Regions from separate parts of the Homo sapiens genome. Here all the other regions are linked to region 3. A link is a loop called in an ENCODE intact Hi-C map of the cell type or tissue named here. Cell type or tissue: ascending aorta. All regions are shown on one strand. Region 1 has its middle 19 kb from the start of LINC02171. Region 2 has its middle 180 kb from the start of ADRA2C. Region 3 holds the start of ADRA2C (adrenoceptor alpha 2C).

The links. Peaks named below come from ENCODE experiments on the same cell type or tissue, not always from the same donor. Only the 100,000 strongest peaks of a DNase experiment are listed, where the experiment ranks them.
Region 1: a loop joins it to region 3, with 4 times the contacts of the local background. A loop is called at or near these places in 5 of 110 quality-filtered maps.
Region 2: it touches region 3 in a loop (3-fold over the local background); 8 of 110 quality-filtered maps call a loop at or near these places.

What each region holds. Positions count from the first base shown.
Region 1 is chr4:3,654,364-3,662,363 of GRCh38, forward strand. No RefSeq gene overlaps it. Among named protein-coding and RNA genes, the nearest start is that of LINC02171, 19 kb to the right of the region's middle. RefSeq lists an enhancer at 6,163-6,807. In ascending aorta, no CTCF peak of the experiment used is centred here; DNase peaks (open chromatin) are centred at 3,738 and 4,268; H3K4me3 peaks cover 676 bases; H3K27ac peaks cover 2,063 bases.
Region 2 is chr4:3,946,165-3,954,164 of GRCh38, forward strand. It overlaps the pseudogene FAM86EP. Among named protein-coding and RNA genes, the nearest start is that of ADRA2C, 180 kb to the left of the region's middle. RefSeq lists an enhancer at 1,295-1,795. In ascending aorta, a CTCF peak has its summit at 3,954 (motif pointing left); a DNase peak (open chromatin) is centred at 1,810.
Region 3 is chr4:3,762,243-3,770,242 of GRCh38, forward strand. ADRA2C (adrenoceptor alpha 2C) reads left to right here and starts at 4,143. Exons shown (of 1, transcript NM_000683.4): 1 at 4,143-6,284. The coding sequence starts at 4,365. The coding sequence ends at 5,753. RefSeq lists enhancers at 5,848-6,365, 6,558-7,243, 7,930-8,000. In ascending aorta, CTCF peaks have their summits at 3,393, 4,943 and 5,494 (motif pointing right); DNase peaks (open chromatin) are centred at 3,139, 3,599, 4,098 and 4,989; H3K4me3 peaks cover 4,348 bases; H3K27ac peaks cover 5,560 bases.

The sequences.
Region 1 (8,000 bases), 110 kb before region 3:
ACGTGCCGGTCCTGGCTGCCCACCTGTGCAGAACCTGGCACGGCCAAGACTTCGTCCTCTGCGGTTCTGGAACATCTGCTTCCCGTCTGGTCATTTCTGCGGCTCTGGGCAGTTCTCTGGTGCCCTGAGAGCTCTTCCCTGGCTAAGGTACCGGTAAACAGTCAGGGGATCCTGAAAGCTCAGGCCCCTCCCCAGGCCAGGTCCCGGGAGGAGAGGCCCCACCCGCGTGGCCGCAGCGTCTGGGAAGGCAGCGTGAAAGCATGTGCACCGCTAGGCTCGGGAGCCCATTGCTCCCCAAGAGCTTTGCCCCTGGAGACCCTGATTTCAGCCCACAAGAAGAGTGTGGGGCGTGGTGCATGGGTGCTGGGCATGAAGCCTGCCCCTGCCCCGCGTTTGTATTCGGTGGTGACCGTGGGTGGTTGCTCACTGCTTCTGGCCCTGGGTCTTGAGGTCTGTGGAGTAGGGTAATGCCACACCCCACGAGGGTCCTGTGAGGACACAGGCCTGCCCCACCCCTTCCTCTCTGTGACCCCACCACTCACCTAAGTCTCACCCTCACTTTGGCCCCTCTGACATATGCGGCACTGGCGGCATGGTCTTCCTCAAACCCAAGTCTGATGACCCTTCCATTCCAGGATGGTGGGGGCAGGATGGCTCCATCTACCGGGGGACACTTGCCCACCAATAGCTGCCCTGCTTCCTTCTCTGTGATGGGCACCCAGGGCCAGGGCCCAAGTGACCCGTTCTTCTGTGGAGATGCTGGGTGGCACGTGATCCCTTCTGCTGGCTCTGGTGTCTTCATGACCAGCTTCTCTGAGTCGGGAGACACTCAGCCTTTCACAATGTGCCACGGCAGCCGGTGCCTGGGGCAACTGGACTTGTGGCCCCTCAGAGTCTGGCTGCCCTGCGGTTGCTGGGGCTCTTCTTGTCCTCCTTGAACCCTCACCTGTCCACCCTGTCACCAAGTCTGTCCCCACTACCTCCTGAAGACAGAAGGGTCCAAATGGATCCCTTCCCCCAGCTGGATAAGGAGCCCGGTTCTGGGCAGCACCGGAAGGAGGCCAAGGGTCTTCAGTCACCTGGAGCTGATCTTCCCTCCCTCCCCCAGGGCTGTCCCCCTCCCTCCCCCGGGGCTGATCCTCCCTCCCCAGGGTTGTCCCCCTCCCTCCCCTGAGGCTGATCCTCCCTCCCCCAGGGCTGATCCTCCCTCCCCTAAGGCTGATCCTCCCTCCCCTAAGGCTGATCCTCCCTCCCCCGGGGCTGATCCTCCCTCCCCAGGGTTGTCCCCCTCCCTCCCCTGAGGCTGATCCTCCCTTGTTGCACTTGTTCAGAGAAAAACTTCAGGCAAATTAAAGCTGATTGAGGAGGGAACGATTCTCAGCTGGGCAGCCCCTGGGGGCGGAATAGGTTCTGAGAGACTCCAGGGTGGCCCCGCGGTTGGATAGCATTTGCCCACAGAGATGGAGGTGACGTCCAGAAACAGCCGGCTTGGTTGCTGCAGGAGTGGGTCACGTCTGTACACCTGCAGTTAGGTACAGTTCACTACAGACCTAGAAACCTTTAGGCGGAACTCACAATACAGAAGGAGGCAGCTTTCTGCTAAGCTGAATGTAACACATTTATGATTGTTACCACAGAGCACCCATGCTCCTGACCCTGTGCCAGCATTTTATGTGAGAAAGAAAAGAAACTTTTAATCTGAGGAATGTGAGCTCCGTTAAATTATCAGGCCCAGAGAGGCATTAAAATGTGACAGCAGCCACGTCCCACTCCCCCTCGAGCTAGAGAACGACCTCTTGAATCTGCCAGCTGTATGGGCTCTAGGCTGACACCGGGTAGCCATAAAGTGCCTCCTGCTGGACCCTGTAACTCATCCTCTAGAATCAATGGTGACGGCCAATCACCGATCCATGCTGTCTCTTAAACCAATGAGAACTCCTGTCAGAGGACTTTGTATCCGCCCACTCCTTACCTGCTTTGCCTTTAAAACCTGCTTGTAACAAAGGCCGAGGTAGCACCCCCAATGTCCCAGCCACCGTCCTCAACCTTGACCCAAATAAACTCTCTCTGTTCATTGTGCCTCAGTTTCTTTCTTGTGATTGACAGTGGTCATTATCACAGAAGTCCTCACTCGATGTAGGGGCTACCAAAACCACATCCCTGCCGAGACCGTGAGCCCTGGGGCGCAGGCATCCTGCCCGTCACAGCCCACAGGTCCCTATTCTTTAAAATCGCCCATCCGTGCTTTCTGTCACTTACTCATTCACACCGCGATATTCATGGGGCACAGGTGTGCTGTGTCCCGCTCCAGGGTCTGGGGTTGTGACAACAATAAGGAAGATGAAACCGCAGTGCTGTGGACTCAGCATCGTTGGCGGGACCCCCAGGGCTTCCCTCATCCCTTCTGTGGGTCTGGCGCGTGGCAGGTGCATGTGTGCTGGTGGCCTATGCACTGTGAGCTGTGGCAGGACACCCTGCAGGGAGGGCCTGGCTCCTGGCCCAGGCCTGAGCCCCAGAGCCCCCTAGAAGGATGATCTCAAACTTCAGATGCTCAGGGCTGGCCAGGCCACACCTTTGTGTCTATGGATCTGTTTCCTCTTCATTTATTGCAAAAAAAAGGAAAAAATGCGAAGCCGAGGAATCCACTCCCCGCTCTGCCCAGAGGAAAGAAGACACAAAACAAAAGGCAGGAAAGCCTGCAGGTCGGGAGAGAAATGGCACCGAGTGTGGCCAATCAGCTTCCAGACAGTCTAAGGCCTCAGTGCTTCATAAAAATAAATTGGCTGTGCGTACTTGAAACAGGAGGTTTATGACACCCGGAAGCCAGTGCACTCTTTTTTCATGCAAATAAGGATGTCAAGTCTGCCTGTGCCCGGGGATGTGGGCTCCCTCCCTCCCCTGGTCCCCCTCTTCCCTCTCCCGCTCCCCCTCTCTGCACAGGTGCCTAATGGTAATATCTGGTGTTTACTGAGCACCTAAGTGGAGGCCCTGTGCTAAGGTGCTAAGGACTTTGCATGTTCTCAATCAATCCCCTCAGCAACTCCATGAGGATGGATACAACTATTCTCGTGCCATTTTACAGATCAGCGAAGTGAGGGCCCAAGGGGCAGAAGCACGGCCAGGAAGCAACGCGCCAACTCCAAGCCCAGGCGCTGGCTGGGGTCTGAGTGAGGAGGGGTCCGGCTCCCTCTCCCACCTCTCATGGGGGCTGCCTGGGGTGGGGGAAAGGCAGGGGCTTCACCCTCTGCCTGCAGGTCCACATTCAGGTGACCCTTGTCGCCTACCCACTGACTCCCTTTCTCTGGTTTTTCAAACATGAATACACACCATGCTGATGACAAACCCAGCCCCTGACACTTTGGTGAGAATAAGCTCGTTTTTCTTCCTAAGAGGAGACGACTGGAGGAAAATGTTGGCGTCTCCGTCGCTGACCCTCCGTCTCGCTGGTGGAGGATGTGAGGCTGGAAGAGGGAGAGGAAGTCGCCCCTAAACCAGGGATCTCTGACATGGCTTTGGGGATTTGTCCTGGCTTCTTCAAGTGTTTTTCCAAAATACTTAAAAATAACATTCTCTTAACTCAATGTAACTACGAAGTATGTGCGCCCTGGCCCTCTCGGGGAGTGCGTCATGAATTCCCCAGTGGTGAGGAGGTGTCAGAGCTCAGAACACACAGCGGCCGGGCCCCACAGGAGGCTGCCAACCCTGCACCAGAAAACAATCCCATGACATCCCTAGGGTGCAATGCCTTGCAATGCCTCACGCCTGGAGCACCCCCCCGCCCGCACACATACACAGCACCCCCTCTTCAGTCTCACACCAAGGCCTGGAGCGCCGAGCTCTGAGCCACGCCTTCCTCCACCGAGGAGCCGGCTGGGCGTCCTGGAACCCTGGCTCAGGCTTCTCCTGGCACAGCCCGTCTCCACCCGGCTGGGCCTGGCAGAGGGGCCCAGGGAGACCTGTCTCTGGTCCCCACTCCCCTGTGTGCTTCCTCTCTGACCCTCCTGGTGCCTCCCCTCCCCTGTGCCTGGCAGCCTCTCCCAGGGTCGCAGTGCCTGGGGCCTTCACTGTGGGACCAGCCTTGCTTTAGTCACTCTCGGCCGTCTTTCCTCTCCCTGGGCTCAGATTTCCTTGGGAGCTTCTCTAGCATTTTATTTTACCTTGCAGTTGTGTTTGCTTTCAGCAGGCTGCTTGTCCCTGTTTCAAAACAAGGAGGATACAAACCCCACAATCCAACCCGCTGGCACCCCGGCCAGCTCTCAGCAGCCCCAGGAAGCCCCGGGCTCCCTGCCAGGCTGGGGCTTTCTCCTGGCGTCTGCCCAACCTCACACGGCATGAGGCACCCTGGTCTCCAGCCCCCGGTCCCCTTCCCTTCCCCTAAAGGCTGTTCTGTTCCATCCTGCCCTGCTCCAGGCTCCAGCAGAGTTGCACACTTTGACATACACGACATGGGGGCCGCTAGACACACGGTGTCTGCAGATCTGACATCTCCCCACACACCCGCCCTCCAGCCTCGGGGACGTGGTCTCTCCTGCTGGGCCCTTCTGGTCTCTTCTGCTAACGGCCCCCAAGTCTGTCCTGGACCTTCTGTCCCTGTCCCCAGCCTTCCCTCCTCTCCTTTGTCTCTCTGCCCTGGCCCACAAGCTCCCTGAGTCCCCAGCCAGAAAGGGCTCTGGAGGATGTGCTGCTGCCAGAAAAGTGGGTCCCGATCCAGACCCCAACACGGGTTCTTAGATCTCACTCAGGAAAGAATTCAAGCGAGTCACAGAGCTCTGCGAAAGAGGCAAGTTGATTCGAAATGACTTCATTACAGAGTAGGGCGTCCTCCAAAAGCGGGAGGATGAAGGCAGCATCCTCCACTGGTGCTGCCATTTCGTAAGAAACCATCAGGAGCTCTAACTGAGCCTGGAACGTGCAGATGCTCTCACTCAACCGAGGACTGTCAGTGACCGTGCATCCTCCAGCCTCAGCCGCTAACTGTCCTCATCCCTGAGCACAGTGGCCTGCACTCTCAGGACATCTGGATGTCCTGCAGGCTTGCCAGGAGATGTCCTGTATGGCCATAAATATTCTGCAATTATCACTGGTGGTCAGCTTAGGATGTGGCTATTTTCAGAACACAAGCATTACCTTACAGGTGCCTTGTGAGTGCCTAGTTACACACTTCAAGATGGAGTCATTCTGGTCACGTTTTATTAAACCAGGGACCTGGTGAGCAGGGGTCCCACACCTCTCCCTGCTCCCTCTGAACGCCCCCCACCACACACTTGCTGCAGGGGCCACCTCTCTCCTGGACTCCAGCCCCTGCTATCTGCCTCTGCACCGACAGGCACATGCCCACCCACCTGACTGGATAGCATGGACCTCCCCGCTGGGACACGCAGCCACTCCCTTGGAGTCTGCAGCCAGCTCTCTGGGCTCACCTCCTCCCTTTGATCCCCCACAGGCCCTTCCAAAAACTCCCAGGTCCCCAGTGGCTTCCCTGACCAATGAGGGGAGGGGGCGCTTGTCTGGGGAGGGCTATCCGGTGCTTTCTCACCAAGATGGCTCTGCCTGGCCTCTCCCGGCAGTGCAGAGCCTGGTGTCACTGGCAACTGGGCACACACCTGTCCCCGGATGTTTCAGGTCTCGGTGTTCCCCATGGATATGTAGCGCTGTCCCCCTACGTAGTCTCACCCTGCACATTTTTCCTTCATTTTCGGCCCTTGGTCCAACCCTGATTTCTTTGGGGCTCCCCATGTCCAGTGGTTGCGGGTGACATTCCTCTGGACTGTAACCCACACCAGGCAGCTTATCCCAGATGAGAGACAGGCAAGCTTTGGGCAGAGCCTGGAGGGGATCTGCGGAACCGCCCATCGTCTGTGACAGACCAGGGGCTGGGGCTGGGGACCTGGGAGCCTCCGAACCTCTTGCGGGTCACGGAAGGAACTTGAATGCGACCTGCCTGCACGGAGGGGTGGGGTGGGTCCAAAATCACCTCCCTGAGGACAGGAATCCTGGTCACGGTTCAGCGGCCCTGTGGGGTTGCTTGTATCAGGGGCTGGTGTCTGCCCTGTCATTCACGTAATCCCCTACGGTCTTCCCAGGGGGTGGGGTCAGGATCCCCCGGTAGACAGGCACGAGATGCAGACAGCTGTGCTGTGAGTGTCTGAACACACAAGCGGACAACCGCCCAGCCATCCTGAAATGCAGAGCTCAGACCACACCTGCAGCTGCTGGCCCAGGGAACCAAGCCCAGCCTCGGCACCCAGCCGAGAAGCCAGCTGCATGGCAGACTTGCAGGGAGGCGACTGCTCTCCCTCGACAACCAGGAGGCTAAACAGCAGCTCTAACAGTCGGCCCTTCATGGCCAGGGCTTGTGTGTGATGTGTATGGTGTGTGTGATGTGTATGGTGTGTGTGTTGTGTAGTGTGCTGTGTAGTGTGTGTGTGCTGTATAGTGTGTGTTGTGTGTGCTGTGTGTGTGTGTGTGTGATGTGTGGTGTGTATGTGTGTGTGGTGTGCGTGTGTGTGTGTTGTGTGTGTTTGTGTGTGGTGACCCTGACCCTGACCCTAACCTTGTCACTGTGGCAGGAGGTGAGAGGGCCCTGAGGCAGCTGGGGGCCCTGGGGTGAAAGGAAGGGGTGGTAGAGTGAGGGAGTGCTCAGGGCTCCCCAGGGAAACGCTGTCTCAGGGAGGCAGAGGTGGAAGAAAACACCCTTGCGTGTGTCAGAAGCAGCCACACAGTTAGAACTCTGACGGGGACACCTGGGTTGTGGCCCTTCTCCTGCCCAGCCTTCCACAGTGGGTGGCAGGGGGGTCTGCAGGCTGGAGGCAGGTTGGGGGTGCCCTCCCTGCCAGCCAAGCCAAAGTGACAAGAATTCAGAGGAGCTGGGGAGCGGAGGGTGGGCTGTGGACGGGGCCGAAGACCAGAGCTGAGCTGGCCTCAGAAGGCCCCAGAGCCCGTCTGGTTGTCCCCTTGGACAGATGGGGCATGCGACGCCCACAGTGAGGAGGGCCTGCCCCAGGATCTCACGGGGTGAGGGAACAGCAAAGGGAGGCTATACAGCTGGGATCCGATACCCAGTCTAGGGTTCCTAATAGCTTCCCACGACCTGTGCCGGGCAGGGGCAGGTGCCCAGGGCACCCCTGCATGTGTGCAGCATTCTCAGAGCTAGTGCCTTCCAAAATGAAAATATTCACCAGGGCCTGGCCACTTATCTAACATACCCTGCCCACCACCAGCCTTGTCCTCAGGCACAAAACCCAGACCTTCCGGAAGATTCTATATGCATCAAAATACTCCAAAAGGATTTTGCAAACCTTGCAACAACAAATAAAAAGGTCTGAATTCTTGAAGCTCACAGGAGTGATCTGGAGCTGTCGGGAGTCTCACACAGTGTCTGATGGAGAGGGGCTGTGGGGGAAACGCGCCTGTCAGTGCTGCTGCAGACCAGCTGCAGGCGTCCACCCTGGCCTGAGGAGGGGAGCGCGTGTTCCTCTCGGGCTTGAGGGTCGGCTGAGGTCTGCTCACGGCAAGGACTGACTGGTCCTGCTTCACGCTGTGCTCTTGATGGATGTGGCTCCCACGCAGGTCCCCCTCCTCCGGTGGTTGTCCTGGGGCCCAGGCTGCAGAGGCTGCCCTCCTAGGGTGTATTCCCCTCCTGGTTACCCCTCAGGCACACACCAAGGCCCTGCTTCATCACCTCTGCCATCAAACAACTCACAAGTGAACCAGAGTCAAGGCTGGTGGGAGCAAAGGCAAAGTCACATGGCACAGACAGTAGACACCGGGAGGGGAGAGTGCGGCCAGGACCCCTGCCGGCCACGTGGCTTGGCTCACCGCTGGAGAAGAGGTCGCGGGCAGGAGGGATGGCGCGTGGAGAGAGGATGAGGGCGCGTGGAGGGCGGATGAGGGAAGGCCCTTGAGCCTCCGGCAGAGCCCTTCCTGCACTCACAGCTACAACTGCACAGTTGTGCCTGGAAAGTCCTATCTGGGAACAGCAGAGGAGTCTTGCGACTTTG
Region 2 (8,000 bases), 180 kb after region 3:
TGGCCGGGCTGCAGTGTGCGGGAGCTCGGGGGTCACTTGGCCTCCGTGTGTCCTAGTGTATTTGTCACTGAGATGGGACAAGGACAGCACACCCTCACAGGTGCTGGGGGCTGACAAATGTTAGGTCTAAGGACAGTGGCTGGCCCACTACAGGGCCAATTCCCCTTCTCTACAGTCACTCTGCTTGTCTTCCACCGACTGGGTGCTCAGGACAGTGGCGTGGTGGATCCGCCTGTACAGCCTGTGCTCCAGCATCCTGCTGGCCACAGCTGTGTCCAGCCCTGACCCCGACTGCCCCTCCCACCACCTCCATTTTATAGATGAGAAAACAGAGGCCCAAGGGCTTAGGGAACCCTGCTCTGAAGCACACAGTAGGGCTGCTAGGCTCAGACCCTCCTTCCTGTGCTGAGCTGCCCTCCTCCTGCCTCAAGCCCCCCATGCTCCAAGCCCACCCTGCTCACCGGCCTCTGCCCGAGTTCCCCGCATGGTGTGGGAGTGTGGGGCATGCTAGCTTTACGCCGGCGCCCAGTTCTTTCACTTCCACTGGAGTCCTGCAGGGACAGCTCGGGGACCATGCAGGCCCGGGTGGGCGTGGGGACTCAACTAGCTCAGTGGTGAACAGCTGGCACGTCTGTGGGTTGTGGACGGTAAAGGCCACGTAGACCTCAGGAGCCCGCTGGTGCTCCCGGCAGGCAGCCAGCCTCCGCAGGACCCCGACTAGCGACACGATGGCTTCTGGGCAATACAGCACGTCTACGGTGAAATCTTCAGGTTACTGAAAGGGACAAGTGGAAAGTTCCAGGTCATGCTGACCACAGCAGCAGGGCGAGGCCAGAGAGGCAGCGGTCATATGAGACTATTAGATGCCATTTAAACATTTGGGCCATTAGATGGAAAGGCAATTACTACGGTGAAAAAGGAGAACCCTTAGAGAAAGCTGCAAAAGACCGAAGCAAAAGAAAAAAATGTCCAGACTCACTGGTGTTCCTTAAAAAACCAGCTCTGGTTTTCGGCCTATCTAGAGGGCTTTGAATGACACAAAGCCTGAATCTGCCATGAACTTCGTGTTTCAGGTATCCGCTGATTTGTCTGCTGGCTTGCAGGGGTGGGCCTGTGTCCCTGGCCACCGCTGGACCTGTGGTTTTCAGGGCTGGGACCCAGGACCACAGGCAGAGCTCTGTTCCATCAGAGAGGGGACTGAGTGTGCTGGCAGGGGCGAGGGGTTTTCGGTGGCCCAGCCAAACACCACCTTCTCTCAAGTGCCCTGTCCTCATCCCAGAAGTGGTTGTTTTCCTCCGGTGGTCTCTGAAGGACACAGGGCATGGCTCTGGGACAGAGCCATGTGGTGACAACTGGAACGGGAGTATGCCTGTCTCCAGCAAGAGGGCTGTGGCTTGAAGGTCACCTTAAGAGGCACCCCTGTCCTTTGATGTCAGCCTGGAGGCCCAGAGTAACTCTTCTGGAAGCCCCATCATGTCCATGCCTGACAGCATCCATTGTTCCCTTTTCCCAGAGCCAAGAGCTGGGTAGAGCTGCAAGGACACCGCCTGCACAGGATGCCCGGGGCTGGGCATTACCTGCTGCAATGACAACATCTGGCTGGACGGCAGAGAGCTGACAGACCGTCGCGACGTCCCAGTCCAGCTGGGCCACTGTCACCCTGGGGCCGTCTAAGTTGGCAGTGATGTCTGCCTCTAATGAGAGGCCATTGAGAAGGACATTCCCTCGGAGCTGCTCGAGGACCCGGCTGTGACAGTCGCTGAAGATGTACGCCCGGGGGCGGCACATCTTGCAGATGGCCAGGCCTGTGAGGCCGGCGCCACTGCCAAGCTTTAGGACAGTCCTGGTGGGAGGAAAGGGGACCGTGTCTGTGACTGCACCAGGGTAAGCCTGCCTCGGTGCCCTGCCCTGCGCCCCGAGGTCACCTGTGAGTGAAGGCTGCTGGGTTCTCGGCCCATTCTGCAAGGTAGAGGGCAGCGTCCCATGTGACCAGGCCTGTGGTGCCGTGGGAGATGATGGCTGTGCTCTTGGAGAGTGTGACCGAGCCTCCCGAGGGCTGCACCAAGAGAGGGCGAGAGAGTCAGTCCAGCAATCAGAAGACAAGTGGCATAGAAGACAAGTAGCCATCCACCACATGGCTGAATAAACCATGACAGGACCAATCGCTACTCAGCAATGAGAAACAGCTAACTGTTGACATGCCATCAGCTTGCACAGGCCTCAAGGGTGTCATGTGGCATGAAAGACACTCATCTCAGGCCATACAGGATTCCATTCATTGAACATTCCTGAGACAACAGAATTCTGGCGATGGAGCACTGGTCAGTGGTGGCCAGGGGCCGGGTGTGGCTATGAAGGGGTGGCTGCCTTGTGATGATTCAATATGCTGTGTTTGTCCTTTGTGGTTTTCTGTATCTATGTTTTATGTTATTTTTTTTCAGTTCTGTCACCCAGGCTGGAGTCAGTGGCATGATCTTGGCTCACTGCAACCTCTGCCTCCTGGGTTCAAGCAATTCTCCTGCCTCAGTCGCCCAAGTAGCTGCGAGTACAGACACGTGCCGCCATGTCTGGCTAATTTTTGTACTTTTTTTTGAGACAGAGGTTCACTCTCGTTGCCCAGGCTGGAGTGCAATGGCCCGATCTTGGCTCACTACAACCTCCAGCTCCTGGGTTCAAGAGATTCTCCTGCCTCAGCCTCCAGAGTAGCTGGGATTGCAGGTGCTCATTACCACACCCTGCTAATTTTTGTATTTTTAGTAAAGATGGAGTTTCACCATGTTGGCCAGGCTGGTCTCAAACTCCTGACCTCAGGTGATACCCCTGCCTCAGCCTCCCAAAGTGCTGGGATTACAGGCATGAGCCACCACGCCCAGCCTAATTTTTGTATTTTTAGTAGAGACAGGGTTTCACCATATTGGCCAGGCTGGTCTCGAACTCCTGACCTCAGATCCACCAGCCTCGGCCTCCCAAAGTGCTGGGATTACAGGCGTGAGCCACCACACCCAGCCCTGTCAGGTGTTCTTTGAGGACTGGGCACCAGGTCCTTGTGAAGCAGGTAGTGTGTGCCACCCATTGGACAAATGCCCAACAACCGCACGAGGCATGATGTTGTTGTTGAAGTGCCTGATTTACAGACAGGGAAACTGAGGCTAAAGAAGGTTAATGGACCTCATATCTAAGACTGCAGAATGGGTGAGTCAGGATTTGAACCCACACCCACGTTTTCACTTTGTGCAGGAAGGGTATCTGGGCTGTGAGGGGGAGGAGGGTGCCCTTCTCATACCAGCAAATAGCTCCAGTGGCCCTGGGTGGACTCCTTGGCCATCAAAGTCTCCGCCAGCACCTCGTACAGCTCGTCCAAAGGCTCTGTGTGGACAGCCTCGTGCTGGGGGCAGGCTGAGTGAGAGCTTGTTTGCTTTCGTTCTAATCTGTAAAAATGGCCAGATGATTTTCGCCAGGTTTGGAGGGGAGATTTGGGATGGAATGGTGTAATACCGGCCAGCTGCCATATAAAATATTCACTTCATTGGGCGTGGTGGTGTGTGCCGAATAGTTCCAGCTACTCTAGAAGCTGACATGACAGGACTGCTTGAGCCCAGGAGTTCGAGGACAGCCTGGGCAAGAGACCTTATCTCTAAAAAAAAAATTCACTTGGTAGGGAAACCTGGATGGGAGGGCCTTCAACAAGAGGTGTTGAGAGGGTAGGGTTAGGTGTAGTCTAGGGCAGGAGACAAGAATTCCATGAGAGCTGCCACTTGACCATGACAGAGAGCTCTGTGTTTGGATCAAACACAGAGAGGAGGAAAACAAAAGGTGCTTTTAAGTGAGCCCAGGCAGAACTGTGAGGGCGGCCCATGCTGCAGGCTGTGGCTGTCAGCAGGCTGCTTCTCCACGGCTGGCCCCGTCCTAAGATTCACAGGGCAGCAACAGGGTACACTGGATGACCGCTGCCCTCTCCTGGTGGCACAGGGCAGACCTGCTGGTGACCACAGATGCAGCCTTTTGGGGAGGACTAGGGAGAAAGCAGGTATTGGAGAAGCAGGGGATTGTTTATTTGCTAAAAGTGTGGCCCTTTCACTCAGCAGGTCTGCTACTGCCTAGTGAGGAACGGCCTCTAGACATCCTCATGTCAAACCCTGCATGTTCAGGCCCATCTTTAAAATCCATCCTAGGCCAGGTGCAGTGGCTCTTGCCTGTAATCCCAGCACTTTGGGAGGCCAAGGCAGGTGGATCACCTGAGGTCAGGAGTTCGAGACCAGCCTGGCCAACATGGTGAAATTCTGTCTCTATTAAAAATACAAAAATTAGCCAGGCATGGTGGCGTGTGCCTGTAGTCCCAGCTTCTTAGGAGGCTAGGCATGAGAGCTGCTTGAACCCAGGAGGCAGAGGTTTCAGGGAGCCGAGATTATGCCATGGTAATCCAGCCTGGGCAACACAGTGAGACTGTCTCAAAAAAATAAATAAATAAGTAAAAAATAAAATCCATCCTGTATCAGTCAGGAAAGAGCTCATTCCAGCAGGATCAATGCAGAGAATTCACCAGAGGAACTAGTTCCAAAGGTGTGGCAAGAGCTAAACCTTCCAACAGGGGCCTGTGGGGCAACCCAGAGATGGACAAGAGCAGGAAACTCCAAACCCTTTGGCGGGCAGGACAGAGGGTGTGGGTGCGGGTTCCAGTGCTGTTTGCTGGGCCAGCCTGGTAGGAATGAGAATCCATATGCTAGGAGCTGGGGCTCCAGAGAAGCAGCTGCTGCGGAAACCCCAGGAGGCAGAGTGAGGGAGAGACGCTGGCCTCCCCTTCTTCCCGCCCTGCACTGTCTCCCATGGGTCACACGCAGTTGCAGCCAGTTGCCTGGGGAGACCCCTGCCATGCTGGGGTTTGCAAAGCAGGCCCAGAGACTGGGAAGGACGGGGGCTCCAGCACGCAGGTGGCTATGCTGTCCCACTACTCTGCGGACACTGCCCATAACTGACCTTTTTCATGAGTTCTGAGAGAAAGCACCGGGCATACTTGACTGACGGCGGGTGCTTCACACACACAGGATGCTTCACAGTCTATGGCAAAGGACAGAACGTTGGTTGCTGGGGAGAGCCCATCTGAAGTCTCCTATGAGCTTCAAGCCAACACAGCAGAGGGCAAACTCCAGGCTACCCGATCCCTCAGCAAAGATGTAGATGGACACAGCGTTCTGGCCCCACGCATCTGAAGTTTGTCTTAAGATATAAGCCGTTTCCTAAAAATGCTTCCACTGCAGTGGCACAGGCTATGGCAGCATTTCTAATGCCCATTCTGAGCAGGAACACAGGGCATGTGGGCCCAAACCACCTCCCTCCCAGGGGAGCCAGTGTGAACCAGGGTTTGCAGTAAGGACAGTCGCCAACTGTCTGGCTCTATGGAAGAGGCGGGAAGGCCCACTCAGCAACTGCTCTCTTGGAGCATCTGTCCCTGGGGACAGGATGGAGGGGAAGGGACGCTCAGGGTGACACTCCAGCTAAAGCCAAGAGAAGCCAAGTGCAGGACGAGCAAGTTCCAGGCAGTGGGAACAGCCGGTGTAAGCTCTGAGGTATCCACGGCCTAGCACATGGAAAGGAGGGCAGAGGGACTGGTGCAGCAGGAGTGGGGACGGTGGGAAAACAGGAGTCTGGAGGGAGAGGGAGGAGATGGTCCGCAGCACCTGCTGGCTGGGAGGGATGCAGATTCTGCCCAAGGGCAGAAAAGTACCCCACGCAATACACAGGCCCTTCAGGCTGGTGCTGGTTTTTCATTTTTTCTGACACAGTCTCGTTGTGTTGCCCAGGCTGGAGTGCAGTGGCCCGATCTTGGCTTATGGCAGCCTCCACCCCCCGGGTTCAAGCGATTCTCCTGCCTCAGCCTCCCGAGTAGCTGGGACTATAGGCGTGCAAAACCACACCCAGCTAATTTTTGTATTTTTAGTAGAGATGGGTTTTTGCCATGTTGGCTAGAGTGGTCTCGAACTCCTGACCTTAGGTGATCCGTCCACCTCAGCTTCCCAAAGTCCTGGGATTACAGGTGTGAGCCAGTGCACCCAGCCTTGTGCTGGGTTTTAAAGCAGCTCTCCCCACATTTCATGCTTCACCACCTACGAGAGTGAGGCTCAGGGTGAAACTCAGAGCAGGGTGCGAGATAACTTCAGGTATCTCCATGCTTGAAGCCCTGACCTACTGTATTGCCCCGAAAGTCTTCCCTGCTGTGGCTGCATCTTTTCCACGTGGATAATCTTGGTTCACCTCTAGCACAGGAATTCTTCCCCGGGGCTCCTAGGATGGGCTGGGTGGGTGAGGGTGGAGGATGTCTGCCTCCCCTGAGTTTGTATGGAAAATGTATTCTTCTGGTGCACTTCTTTCTGGGAGGGAGTCTATTGCTTTGTCTTTTCAGAAGGGCTGATGGCCCTTCGAAGGTGAAGACCCAGGATGCAGGGTGATCTGCACTTGGCCCTCAAGGCCAAGGTCAGGCTGCGGCTGGGCCGGGTGGTGATCCTGCCTCTCACCTGCATGCAGATGCTCTTGAGTCCAAACCCCACCCTGGGCAAAGCAAGGGCCCATTTAGGTTTAGAAGAGACAGGAGTGGGCAGGACAGGCCTCATGAATGCAAAAAAGAAAGTCTCTGAGCATCTACCAAATGCTAGAAGCTGTCTTGCACCTGTCATCTCTGTTTTTGCTGTGGATGGTTTAAAAAACTTTCCCTAGATTCCCCCCTCTCATGCAGATTTTTGTATATTCTGATGTCTTTGTCTAAGTCTTAGAAAATGAAAGAGCTGGAGCCGTCGGAGGTGCCCACACCCACCTGCAGTGCTGACTCAATGGTTTTGTTCTTTGAACAGGGGTGTTTTTAAAGGGTACAAGCACACCTGCGGTTCTTCTCTCAGGTCTTCCGGAGAGATTCAGGAGGCAGAGTCATGAGTCCCAGGGACTCTGGGATTCTTACCTTCTGCAAAATATCCCGCCGCAGCTCAGAATCTGATGAGTCTCTTAACTTTGCTTCTAAGCTCTGTGTGGAGGGGAGAGAGAGAAATCTCAAGGGTGCATTCACAAGAACATTAAACACGCAATAGAATGTGTTGGCAAAGCACTGTGTGATCTCTCCCTGGGGACGTGGAGCCAGTTGGAAGTGGAAGCCACAGCAGCTGAAAGCCTGACATTCAGATGCCGCAGGGTGCACCTGGATGAGTCACAGGAAGAAGGCTAGAAGAGTGACTCTTGGCCGCATTAGTCCTGGCTACTTAGCTGCCACCCAGGTCATGGGCCAGCTCCCTGGTTGCACTGGTCAGCCAGGAATTACCAGGGCAGCCATGGCACCAAGGTTTGATGGGCTTGCCATCTGAGTTTAAGTGGAAATGCAGAATGTGCCCATACCAGCCTGGGTTACATTGTCCTCTTACAGGGGCCTCAAGCCCAGCAGCGAACTTGGGCTCCCGACTTAGGCAGACTGTCTCGGCTGGTATGTGACACAGGGCAAGGCACTTCATTGCTTCAGAGCTCCTTCCATGCTGTGAAAGGCCCTACAAGACCTGGTCCTAATCCCTCTCTCTGGCCTGTTCTCCCTCACCCCTGGCCCACCCTGCTCACTCCACTCCAGCCACACTGGCTGCCTTGCTGTTGTTCCTCAACCACAGCTGGCTTGTTTCCACCACAGGGCCTTTGCATATCCTGTTCCCCAAGCCCTTCCCATGGCTGGCTGCTTCACCAGTCAGGCCCCAGTTTAAATGCCACCTCTTTGGGGAAGGCTTCCCTGATTCCCCGACTTTGGTGACTCTTCTCCCCAGTTGCTCCATTCACCATTTCCCTGTTTTATTGGCTTTAGAGCCACTCTCATCTGGTCTTTTCTTGTTTATTCATTTCTTTGTTTATTCTCTGGCTCTCCCATGCAAGCAGAGCCTCATCTGTCATGGGTACTGCTGATCCATGGTGCCAGGCTCACGGAAGGCATTTATTAAACATTTCGAGACTGAATAAAAACACTAGCTAACACCGACATGCAT
Region 3 (8,000 bases):
TGTCATGCATAGGGACAGATGTGTGCAGCACAGGCATACACACGTGTGTGCAATGTGCATGGATTCGTGTTATCTGCACAGGGAAGGCTGTGCGTGCCCGCAGTATGCACAGGTGTGTGCACAGCATGGGTGCATCATTTCTACATATGCCAGTGTGATACATATGCATGTGTAGACATACGTGTGCAAAAAGCACGTGTGTATGATAGTGCATATGTATATATGCACCTGCATGTGAAGAGTACACGGGCATGTGTATGCACACGCAGGCATGTGTGCATGTGTGGGAACATGTATGTGTGCATACATGTGTGTATATTCTGTAGGCATGGATGCACTGTAAATCCACATGGTATATGTAGACAGTGTGTGTGTGGATGTGTGCATGCATGTGTGTGTGAAGGCATGCAAGTGTGCATGAATAGGTTGCATGCTTGCATGCATGTGTGGATATGTGTATGTATGGGTGTTCATGCTTGCATGAACACACGTGTATTCATGATATGTATATTCATGTGTGTGCATGGATCTATGTGTGCACAAGGATGTGTGTGGATACATATATGTGTGTGGACACTGTACATCTGCGTATGTGCATGCATGCCTGCATGTGCAGGGAGGGGGCTCAAGGAGCCAAACTCCCCTCCACCCGAGCTGAGGCTGCTCACGAAGCCTAGAGCGCGGCATCCCAGGCAGGCACCCAGCTCTCTCCGGCACAGCAGCCAGGGCCCAATGTCCCATGGCTGTATGGCCCTGCTGGACCAACCCTGTCCTCCTAGGCCCCACGCATCATGGGTGAGATACAGGCAGGTTCGCCTCTGCAGCTCCAGGACGTGCCACTTCTAGGTTCTCAGTTCTAGGAAACACCTGTAGGTTTCCCCTCTGAAATATGCCCACTTCTGCCATGTACTCCCCTGCACACGTACACACAGACAGCCCCCACAACCCCCGCCAGTGCAGCCTGACTCCCCCAGCACCCTCCTTCCTCGCCCCTCCTGGTCGTGCCAGCTCGCGTCGTGCCTCGTCAGGACAGGAAGTCTTGCTGGGTACGTGCTGTTCTGCTTGTTACGGACAATCCGGAGCAGTTCCTCAAGCCTAATTTCAAGGTCTGGGGGAAGAGTCCTCTCCAGCTTCCTTGCAAACAGCTGCGGTCCCGGGCCCTCCCACCACAGGCAGGCCTGCGTGCAATGCAACCCCTATGCATGGCCCAGGGCTTCGCTCCTCCTAATGACTCCAGGCCCCAGCTTTTTGCCCTTGGCTCCATCCAGGCCCTGGAGTGGACCCTTCTGACCCCTCCCTGGTCATGCCAGGAGGTGTTGCCAGCAGCATGTCAGCCTGTTGGCTGCCATCCCCAAGGGCCTGGGCCGCTCACTGGCCAGGCACTCCAGATGCCCTCAGCCTGGCCTGTGAGTGGCCCCTGCCTTCAGCCCTCCTGGGCAGTGGGAGGCTCATCTGGCTCAGGGCCCCAGGTGCTCCGTGTCCTTTTCCCTCCAAATTCCCGTGCCTGGGCTGCCATCTCTTGGGAACATAGGAGCCAGGATCCTAGATAGATCCCCATGCCCCTGCGCATCCCCCAAAGCACTTCTCAAAAAGAGAGCCCTTCAGGATGGGGGTGGGAGGCACGCTGATGCCGAGGGAGAGAGACCTTCTCCAAAGCCTGCATCTGGCCCCTGCCACTGCTCTTTCCTAGTCCTCCTGTCTCCCCACGCCCCCAGTACAAAGCCCACTCCCACTGGAAGAAGGACAGCCTACAGAGGCCTCCCCCTTCCTCATAACACCTCCTCACTCTCTAAGCACAGTTTGGTCACCTCCTCCAGGAAGGCTTCCTTGACAACCCCGCTCCCAGGCTGGGGGAGGAGCCCCAGGGCACTGATGGTTGTCAGCGCATTCACCTCAGTGGGTGGCCCCATCCACCCACAGATGGTGAGCACCTCAACTGAGGCCAGGCCCCCCTCACTCTCTGCCATCGCAGAGGGCTCAATAGAGACAAGGGCTCCAGCGGGCCGACCATGAAGGAAGCAGGTGTGTGTGGGCTTCCCTGAAAAATGCACCTCCAGGTGCCCTGGACAGGTGGCACCTTTTAGGCAACCAGAACCAGGAGGGCCTTTAGTAAGGATGGTGACCCTCCACCATCCCCAGGTCACACACCTCCCACAGGACAGCCATGGCCTGTTGCCTCCCCGAAGGGCATATGTGCCCTAGACTAGCACAGGACTGGCACAGAAGGCTTTGGCTCCAACGTGCGCCCCTGCTTGGCAGGCCCATCATCTGAAATATTTGCTTTCTGCCGGGCCCTGGCTCGGCCTCCACACCCCCAATGCAGGCCCTGCTGGTGACAAACATGGTGAAGAACGAAGCCGTAGCTCCTGGCAGTGTCTCTGCGGAGACAGACATGCTCCCCAGTAGGGCTGAGCAGCAGAGAACACGACAGGCTCTGAGGCTAAAGCTGGCGCCCTTCAGGAGCTCAGAGAGAAGCTGCCCCAGGCCACGGGCATGGATAGGCATCCCGGGGGTAGGGCAGTCACTCCAGCCGCTCTTCATGATGACCTCCCGGGCACTCAGAAGCGCCCCTTCCCCGCCGGTTCTAGCCACAGGATGGACAGACCTTCCCTCCCTCTCTCCTGCGGGCCCATGCAGGGAGAGGCCAGCCAGCTGGGGTTCGTTTCTGGACGTTTGGGAGAAGGGTCGTCCCTTCGGTCCTAGCAGAGAAACGTCAGGCCTGAGAACTCCAGCTCTCCTCCTGGATCACCTCGTCCCTGGAAGTCCCTCTCCCACAGACCCCAGGCTGCCTGGAGGCAGAAGCCAGCACCCAACATGGGCCACAGAGTGGCAGTGCACGTGGCAGTGCACATCTGCAGAATGGAGGTGCGCGGACGGGGGCGAGGGTGCACGGGGGCTACCTCAACGGCCGCTCTCCCCTGAGCCCACCCTTGCAAAAAGCTCCATCATCCAGGCAGCTCCGTTCTGGGTGTTTGTCAGAGGTGGTGACTTTGAACACCTCTCCATCCTTTAAAAGCAGGGCCTGAGAGCCTAAGGATTAAACTTCAATCACTGCTAACATGGGTGCAGAGCTTGGGAGCTTGCCCAGGGCTTCCACAGACACCGCCGTTAGTTATGATTCATGCTCCAGCAGCGCTGGGAAGTGGGCCGAGGGAACTGAGGCCGGGGTGGGTGCGGAGGTGGCTCTGACGGGGAGCGCCGATCCAGGATCTGGTCCGGACCCTGAGCTCGGCAGGACCTGTGCGCACGCAGGTAGCGTCGCGTCCTCCCCCAGGCTGCGAGAGGTTGCTCTGCCATCAGGCCATGGACCCCGAGCCGCCCGTGCTGCGCGCGCGCGTGTGCGCGCCCCCGCCTGCGCCCATGCCTGCGCCGGGGGAGGCGAAGGAGGCTCCAGTCTTAGAAAGAGCAGCTTCTGGAACTCACCACCCAGGCCGGCCGCCGCTCGGCCCCGTCCCGCAGGCTGCAGGCGGCCCTGGAGGGGGCGCCCTCGCCGAGCGCGCGCCCCGCGCCGCCGCCCCGGACTCCTCCCCGGCGCCGCGCGGGCAGGTTCGACCAGGCGGCCGCGGGCTCCGGTTCCCGGCCAGCTCCCCAGGGCCCGCGGCCCGCCCCGCCCCGCGCGCCCGCCCCGCTGCGCAACTCGACCCAAGTTGGAAGCCGATCGCAGGCGGCCGCACTCGCGCCCAGCGCAGGGCGGCGGCGGCGGCGGCGGCGCAGCTCCGGCGAGCGAGGCGGCGGCCGCACGGCCAAGCGTGGACCGCGGGGGGCGCCCGCGCCCGGGAGCAGCCGGAGGACTCGCGGCGGCGCCGGCGCCCCGCCCGGGAAAGTAAAGTTGGAGACGGAGGGAGCGCGCGGGCGCGGGGGCCCGGAGGAGCGGCGGCCGGCGCCCCGGCGCGCCGAGCCCTAGCCGGCCGGATGGGAGGCGGAGCGCCCGGGCCGCCGCCGCCTGTCGCCTGCGCCCCGGCTGGGCTCCGGGACCGCGGGGCCGCTCAGGCACGCCCGCTCGGGCGCCGCGTCGCCGTGGGCTCGACGCCGGGGCGCTCCCCGTGAGCCGGGCCGAGGGCGGGGCCGCGCGAGGACCCCGGGACCTGCCCCCCTCCCCCCGCAGCCGCGTCGCCGCTCGCTCCGGGCGCCTCCTGCTCTGCACTTACACGCTCGGCAGCTGCGGGGAGCCCGGCAGCCACGCTCTCCGGCGCGCCGCCCGCGGAGCCACCACGGCCGAGGGCCGGCTGCTGGGCGCCGCGGTCCCCGGCGGGCGCGCCCGAGCAGCAGGCGGCGATGCGGGCGCCGACCCCGGCTGGGGGGCGCCCGAGCTGCCGCGGCTGCGCCCCGGCTCCAGGAGGGACGGCGTAGCTCGCGGGAGGACCATGGCGTCCCCGGCGCTGGCGGCGGCGCTGGCGGTGGCGGCAGCGGCGGGCCCCAATGCGAGCGGCGCGGGCGAGAGGGGCAGCGGCGGGGTTGCCAATGCCTCGGGGGCTTCCTGGGGGCCGCCGCGCGGCCAGTACTCGGCGGGCGCGGTGGCAGGGCTGGCTGCCGTGGTGGGCTTCCTCATCGTCTTCACCGTGGTGGGCAACGTGCTGGTGGTGATCGCCGTGCTGACCAGCCGGGCGCTGCGCGCGCCACAGAACCTCTTCCTGGTGTCGCTGGCCTCGGCCGACATCCTGGTGGCCACGCTGGTCATGCCCTTCTCGTTGGCCAACGAGCTCATGGCCTACTGGTACTTCGGGCAGGTGTGGTGCGGCGTGTACCTGGCGCTCGATGTGCTGTTTTGCACCTCGTCGATCGTGCATCTGTGTGCCATCAGCCTGGACCGCTACTGGTCGGTGACGCAGGCCGTCGAGTACAACCTGAAGCGCACACCACGCCGCGTCAAGGCCACCATCGTGGCCGTGTGGCTCATCTCGGCCGTCATCTCCTTCCCGCCGCTGGTCTCGCTCTACCGCCAGCCCGACGGCGCCGCCTACCCGCAGTGCGGCCTCAACGACGAGACCTGGTACATCCTGTCCTCCTGCATCGGCTCCTTCTTCGCGCCCTGCCTCATCATGGGCCTGGTCTACGCGCGCATCTACCGAGTGGCCAAGCTGCGCACGCGCACGCTCAGCGAGAAGCGCGCCCCCGTGGGCCCCGACGGTGCGTCCCCGACTACCGAAAACGGGCTGGGCGCGGCGGCAGGCGCAGGCGAGAACGGGCACTGCGCGCCCCCGCCCGCCGACGTGGAGCCGGACGAGAGCAGCGCAGCGGCCGAGAGGCGGCGGCGCCGGGGCGCGTTGCGGCGGGGCGGGCGGCGGCGAGCGGGCGCGGAGGGGGGCGCGGGCGGTGCGGACGGGCAGGGGGCGGGGCCGGGGGCGGCTGAGTCGGGGGCGCTGACCGCCTCCAGGTCCCCGGGGCCCGGTGGCCGCCTGTCGCGCGCCAGCTCGCGCTCCGTCGAGTTCTTCCTGTCGCGCCGGCGCCGGGCGCGCAGCAGCGTGTGCCGCCGCAAGGTGGCCCAGGCGCGCGAGAAGCGCTTCACCTTTGTGCTGGCTGTGGTCATGGGCGTGTTCGTGCTCTGCTGGTTCCCCTTCTTCTTCAGCTACAGCCTGTACGGCATCTGCCGCGAGGCCTGCCAGGTGCCCGGCCCGCTCTTCAAGTTCTTCTTCTGGATCGGCTACTGCAACAGCTCGCTCAACCCGGTCATCTACACGGTCTTCAACCAGGATTTCCGGCGATCCTTTAAGCACATCCTCTTCCGACGGAGGAGAAGGGGCTTCAGGCAGTGACTCGCACCCGTCTGGGAATCCTGGACAGCTCCGCGCTCGGGGCTGGGCAGAAGGGGCGGCCCGGACGGGGGAGCTTTCCCAGAGACCCGGGGATGGATTGGCCTCCAGGGCGCAGGGGAGGGTGCGGCAGGGCAGGAGCTTGGCAGAGAGATAGCCGGGCTCCAGGGAGTGGGGAGGAGAGAGGGGGAGACCCCTTTGCCTTCCCCCCTCAGCAAGGGGCTGCTTCTGGGGCTCCCTGCCTGGATCCAGCTCTGGGAGCCCTGCCGAGGTGTGGCTGTGAGGTCAGGGTTTTAGAGAGCAGTGGCAGAGGTAGCCCCCTAAATGGGCAAGCAAGGAGCCCCCCAAAGACACTACCACTCCCCATCCCCGTCTGACCAAGGGCTGACTTCTCCAGGACCTAGTCGGGGGGTGGCTGCCAGGGGGCAAGGAGAAAGCACCGACAATCTTTGATTACTGAAAGTATTTAAATGTTTGCCAAAAACAACAGCCAAAACAACCAAACTATTTTCTAAATAAACCTTTGTAATCTAATGTTGGGTGCCGCAGTCAGTCCTTGAGCTTGGGGGCTGGGGGTATCTTCCAGACCCTCACCCTGCCTGACACCCTCCCCCATCTCCCCCACCCCACAATGCTGGACGGAGGGCACCCTGGGCCTCCGGGTTACAACTTCCTTCTTGCATGAGAAGGAGGGGTCTTGCTTTTTCTCAAGCTAACCCTTTATGTACATGGAAAATATGTACTCAAAATTCCTGTGCTGAGAGTAGCGAAGAGGTGAAAGGAGCCTAGAACCCCCAAGTTGACCCCAAGTTTAGATTCTGGGGGACTGTCTTCCCTGCATTCCCATCCCTGCCCCCTGCCCTTCCCCACTCTGATATTCAGGGCCTCCGGTGGAAAGAGGTGGGGCTCTTCCAGTCCAAGACTGAGAGTAGCTTTGAGCTAGTCCTCCTGGCTCTGAACATTTTGTGGGCGTGGCTCTTGGGTGGAGAGAGGGTGGGCGTGAGGCCGGCAAGCCCCCACACCATCACTCTTAGGCCAGAGGCCTGGCCAGAGCCAGGTTGAACAACAGGCACTTTCTTATTTCCGAAACAAACTGAAAGTCATTGAGGCCCCAGAGCAGTGGAGTGGAACAAACCAGCAATGTCTGGAGAGGGGCCTGGGGCCGGCCTGTTTCCTGTGGTGCCCCCAGGGTCTTCCCAGTGCAGCCCTGCCTTTCCCCCTTGCTCCACCGTCAGGCCCAGCAGGTGTCCACACTGTTCACACTGCTGCTTGAGGAAGGGCAGTGGAAAGTGGGGGACAGAATACCAAGGTGGGCTTCCTGGTGCTGGGCCTTCATGGTGTAGGGACCACTCAGACTCAGCCGTGTCACAGGGCCTGGAAGTTGCCAGGATGGCTGGAGGGGAGGGGCAAAAGCGGGACCTGCGCCTGGCAGGAGCTGGGCAGGGGTCCCCCCAACACACACGCACAGACAGCTCGGTAGGCGTGTGGGGGCTGTGTCAGGCCTCCTGCTTGTGACCATCCATTCCCCATTCCCGTCCCCCTTCCCATCCCTGGGAGGCCCCCCTGGGCTTCCCTATGTGTACCCTCCCCTGCCAGACCCTGCCTGCTGAGCCCAGCCCAGATCCATCCTGGATACCCACCTCTCTCTTTGGCATGGGGGGCCAGGGTCTGCCTGGGGAGGGGTCAGCCCTGGGTCCTGTGTTCTTCTGCAAGCCCCCGTCCGCGAAGTCAGGTTCCAGAGCAGGGGGACCTGACTTGCCAGAGTTGGCCCTTGGAGAACCCCCTCGCCGCAGCTGCCTGGCTTCCACCCCAGATGATGGGTCTTCAGGATACCCCAGCTGGGAAGAGCTCTCCCAGCCGTGTCCACAGCTGGCACATGTGCTAATGCTCACACCTGCTGTGTGCTAGTCTCAGACACAGGTGGGGAGATACAGACAGCAGTGGGGGCAGGGGAGGGGTGGAGAACATGGCCAGTCAAGGCCGATGAGGACATCCCTGACCTCCCCCGACCAGGCCTGGGCAGGGAGTCCTGAACTGTTGGCCCAGCTTGTCCTGGAGCTGTTGTACTGGCTCAGACAAATCCCTGCTCTCTGGGCCTCGGTGCCCCACCTGGGAAGTGGAGGGGGTCCTGGGAGCCCTCTTGGGCCCTGCCAGGCCTGCCAATCTGTTGGGCAATCTATCCCCTGAGCCTGGGACCACAGGAGACCCCACCTCAGAGACTCCATGGCTGACATCGCACCCAGGGACACT